Regions from separate parts of the Homo sapiens genome. Here region 2 is linked to region 1. A link is an interaction called in ENCODE POLR2A ChIA-PET data of the cell type or tissue named here. Cell type or tissue: PC-3. All regions are shown on one strand. Region 1 overlaps GBE1 (1,4-alpha-glucan branching enzyme 1). Region 2 holds the start of LOC124909490 (a long non-coding RNA gene).

Evidence for each region. Peaks named below come from ENCODE experiments on the same cell type or tissue, not always from the same donor. Only the 100,000 strongest peaks of a DNase experiment are listed, where the experiment ranks them.
Region 2: POLR2A ChIA-PET joins it to region 1 with 5 read pairs; 2 of 35 experiments call an interaction of 5 or more read pairs at or near these places.

What each region holds. Positions count from the first base shown.
Region 1 is chr3:81,553,797-81,556,296 of GRCh38, reverse strand. The region is part of intron 12 of GBE1 (1,4-alpha-glucan branching enzyme 1); the gene reads left to right. Among named protein-coding and RNA genes, the nearest start is that of GBE1, 210 kb to the left of the region's middle. In PC-3, no CTCF peak of the experiment used is centred here; no DNase peak of the experiment used is centred here; H3K27ac peaks cover 428 bases.
Region 2 is chr3:81,751,915-81,754,414 of GRCh38, reverse strand. All of the region lies in intron 1 of GBE1 (1,4-alpha-glucan branching enzyme 1), which reads left to right. It overlaps LOC124909490 (a long non-coding RNA gene), which reads left to right and starts at 591. Exons shown (of 2, transcript XR_007096259.1): 1 at 591-1,216. In PC-3, no CTCF peak of the experiment used is centred here; no DNase peak of the experiment used is centred here.

The sequences.
Region 1 (2,500 bases):
TCTATGAATAGCTTTGTTTATATTGTTTAAAGTTGAATATATTATGTTTATTTGACATTAAGTAAACATTAAATATGTAAGATATTTGATCTGTGATAATAGCATATTTTATTTTAAGTCTCCTTCTGCACTACCCAGGTTTCTTACTGGAAGCTTGGAAATTTACTTGGAAATTTACAAGTTTAGGTACAATTACGTTAAATAGACTTTACTGTATATCTACATGTACAGAACATCTCACTGTACAAAGTAAGGCACACAACTGAAAAGTCCTTCCTACATAGTCCAGATCAAAGCTCTAAACCAGAAGGAAGAAGAGGAGCAAAAAGAGACTATTTATATTGGACTTAGCTCCTTTGAAATAATTTTCACATAACAACCCTGTTTGTGTGTCGTTGAAGAAGACAAGGAGCCATAAAGGGACGTTAGGAAATGTCTATTCTCTAGAAAGCAGTTTATCCAGCTAAAAAAATTATGCTTTTCTGACTGAAGGAAAGATACTTCTCAGTCAGAGGAGGGGATATTTAACTTGGTTAATAAAGAATGGACAGAATTTCTGTAGGCAAAATCAGGCTTTGCAAGTCAAAGAACTAACTGGACAGAAGGCTTCGAAGCAGGAAACCTGGGTCCTGATCAGATTATTACATGTCATCTGGCTCTTTGAAGCAGGGTCTGCATATTGGGAGATGAAGTACAAAAGATAGCAAAGAAACTTTACTCAGCCAGGTGTGAATAGTAGAGATGAGCACCTCCAGATGGCATAATTTAAGTAATGAAACTGTTAGATATGACAAAAATTAAATGCAGCACCCATTAAGTTACTAACTATATTGCTTCACGTCTGTGTTCTTTCCTTTGCTATACTATTTCTGTCATTTAGAACTTTGTCTCCTGTAGATGTACAAAGAATGAGTTAGCCATATGGAAGAGTTTATGGTTTACCTATATGGAGGGTGGTAGTTTGTAGGTTGTGACAAAAGATTTGTGTTTAAGCGCCATTATCTTAAAGATACTAGATTGTTTGTTTATGTATGTTCAACCTATATATGTTTGAATTCTCCCTTTTATTGCCTTCAAAGCCATTTGATAGCCCAATTCATAACTTTATAGTCACATTTTTCAAAAATCAAAATCAGCATTACCCAGAGCAAAGCGAGAGAGCTGAAGCAAGCAAGTACAAACACTGAGAACCTTTTCTTCTTATTGTGGGAAGAAGTTCACAGTGTTTCCCACCAGCTGTCATGCTGCTATGGAACTTTTTTCTCCTTTCTTTGGCACCAGTGGCCTGAGAGGAAGCAAGAGCTGATAGCAGGGAAGCAGACAAGGCTAACTAGCTGTTGGCAGGAACCTGGAGCAATAGAAGCATCATCCAAAGGCAAACCAATACAGGCTCTTTGATTAAGTTATAAGCAGGTAGTTACGTCTCTCTACTTGGGGAGTTAGAGCTCTGATACAGAAGAAAGGCTGTGGGAGATGGAAACCTAGAAAAGTAGCAGCCGGCTGTGCCTTGAACAAGCCTTGGATTCTTACAAAAACACTCCACCAGCCTGGAATGATACCAGTATTCAATTAAACTGATGTCAGTTATCAAATTCTGAGTATTTAAGGAAACATGTTCTTACTAATCTTTTTTATTTTTTTCCCCTGTGGCTATGTGCTTTCTTTTTAAATGTCTGTGCTTAGCTCTTAAAGAGTAATTGACTAGGGAAGTTTGTTAACCTCTGTCACTATGTGTGTTTGCTGTGACCACAGGAACTCACTCTGACTTAGCGGTAGCATATCCTAATCATAGGCAAACAAAGTAGCACAGTCTGTCTTCACTACTAAACTTTTGAGTCTAAACCTAAAGTTGCAATAGCCACAAAGCCACATGTGTAGAATCAATTTCATAGTTGGCTAATTTATTCCTTGCTTTCATATCCCATTTTTCTGCCTTATTTTCTACTGCTTAAAATGGTGTGGAATCTTTCAGTTGGTGCCTTATTCACATGCAAAACATTTATACATTTTTACAAGGTTCTCCATTAGCAAATTATTTTCTGAGTTATTTTTAACTTACTTGCAAAAAATCTGAATTCAGTTTGAATTTTATAAAATAACATTTTTTTCCCCCCACCATTTCCTTTGTGTGGCTAATTTTCTCCCAATAGAGTATTTTGAGTCTCCTGTTCCATGCAACATCAAAATGGCCTCAAAATGACTGGTGAAAGCCCATTACTGTTGCTATGAAAATTTGTATTAAGAAAATAATATCTGGTTCTTACAACATTGTGTGCAAAAGTATAACACTCATTCTCGATTTAGTCTCATTTGCTTTGTTCATTGTCTTATCCTCGTCTTATATTTTTATTATTTATTTTAAATTTAAAAATGTGCCAAAAAATGGCATATAGGTCAAAGTTTGAATAGCAACATGAACATTTGAAATTGCATCTCCTATTAGTCTGGCATTCAGAAAAGGAAACCTAACCTCTGATAAATAGACAACTGAAGTGCTTTA
Region 2 (2,500 bases), 200 kb before region 1:
TAGGGATTGCATTGAGTCTGTAATTGCTTGGCTAGTATTGTCATTTTAACAATATTAATCCTTCTAATCCGTAAACATGGAATACCTTCCCATTTTTTGGTGTCCTCTTGTATTTCTTTCATCAGAGTTTTATTGTTTTCCTTGTATAGATCTTTCACTTCTTTGGTTATATTGATTCCTAGGTATTTTGTATTCGTTGTAGGTATTGTAAATGGGATTGCTTTCTGGATTTATCTTTCAGATGGTTCTCTGTTGGCATATATAAATCATACAGATTTTTATATTTCGATTTTGTATTCTGCAACTTCACTGAATTTGTTTACCACTTCTAACAGCTTTTGGGTGGAGTCTTTATGTTTTTGTAGGTATATAATCATGTTGTCTGCAAACAAGGCTAATTTGGCTTCTTCCTTTACAGTTTTGATGCCCTTTAGCTGTATCTCTTGCCTAATTGCTCTGGCCAACCACACCAAAAATTGGTTCCCACAGCGCAGAAGTTTTATATCACAGTGGAATGGGGTACTTTTTTCTCAGTGCCTGGCCAAGTTGTGGGCTCTGAAGGAAGTCAGATGTCAGTGACTGTAGAAGGCAGTGAAGAATCTGAAGATGACAAGATGTACATGACCTGCTCTTCTGCACTACTAGATTCATTTGCCCTTTGCAGCTGAGATCTTTACTAACTCCAGTCATTCCTGAATTCTCTACAGTGATGGTCAACAGGCTCTGACCTCTTCTCATTTTCAAAGTGCCTTCAAATGACTTCGTGGAGCATCTTGGTTTAGTTTAGGCTCTGGCACCTGCTGCACCACCTCCTGAGAAATGACTGTGTGTGTTGTAACTTACAGGATTCCTTTCAGCTCTCATCAAACTGGGCCTTGGTCAGCTAGTGAGGTGATAATATTGTCTCTGTGAAATATGCTATAGTTTTAGACTGATAAGTATATCATACTGCTGTTATTTGAAAGCACATATTAAACTTTGATTATACATTTATAGGTATTAAAGGAAAATATGAAAGTGTATTCTTTGGAGAAAATTGCTACTACCAGGTACCTTTCATTGTAAAGTGAGCTGATTTTCTTCTTATGGCAATATGAGCTCATCAGTTTATGTTCACCACTGTTTTGAATCCAGGGCTCCTTTGTGTTTAATATCCAGAAGAATCCCCATTGTGTTTTGTGTTTAGGGCAACAGGAACCCGGTACCTTGACAAAAGGTAAGACTCTATGTTAAACACATGATTATGTAGAGTTTTAAAATATGTTATACATCTTACATTCATTGATTTATTATACAATTAAATTTTAGCTCTTATAACTATTAAATAGCTTTGAGTCCTAGGGAAAATTAATCAACCTCTGTGAACTTATTTCTTCATCCATAAAAGTTGGATAGAATCCACTTTGTAGGGTGTCTTGAGGACTAAGAATACATGTGAAGATGCTCAGTAAACAAATAATAGTTTGATGATAATATTATTAGCAAACTAATATATCAAGTTAAATATTTACTAGGATATTACTTTCAGAAGATTTTACTGTTTGCTTCTTTAACACTGTATTCTGAAATCAATCATCAGATAAATACCATGACCAGAAATTCCCCACAACTCTTTGTTTTGCTAGTTAACTGTGCCTTACTTTAGGGGGTTCCTTCTTTTTTTTTGTTAGTAGGAGTGATTGTGTGAATGAGGTGAGGCAGGTGGTAATTTTAATCATAATCTAATAGAGAAGGAAAGGAATATGTTTAAACTTTGATCCTTAATTTAGAGAGGAAATGATAAAGAAATTGCCAGTTTACTATAAGCTGAAGGCAAGATGAGTCCTGGGATATAATGAGCACAAAGCTCCTTTTATTGAGAGAGGTAAATGCTAGCCTGCAGAAATTCAAAATCACTGTTCTCTTGATCTTCCTTTTCTGTCTTTTTCTTTTCTTTCATCTGACTGCTAAGTGTTCATATTCTTGGGCATCAAACAGCTGCAGGGATTTTCTTCCTCCTGAACTGTAGATGGTTAGAGGAATGGTCATACTGAGTTTACTAATAGCAGGAGTAACTTTGAAAATAAGACTAATGTAGAAGAAGAAAAAATATATAATAGCAGCATAAAAGTTTGAAAATGAAATAATTATTCTAGTGGAGTCTGAACATATGATATGTGCATATTAATTAGAAAAAGTTATAAATCCAATATTCTGCCTTCTCTTTTTTTTCCTCTCTTGCTTTTTGATATTTGATGGCTGCAGTTATTTTCAATGGGTTTGATTTTGCCATAAGATGCATAAAACAAATGAATAGAATATTCATATGTATTTTAGTAGATCCATTGAATGATTAATTTTAATGAGACACAATCTCTGGGTTTATACACTAGTTCTACAACCCAAAATATGATAATCAGAAACCAAATATACAAATGTATTTCTTGCATAAAGTTGAAGTTTTCCAAATACCCAGCAAAAAGAATTAACTGTTTGTTTTACCGGTGATATCACATGATAC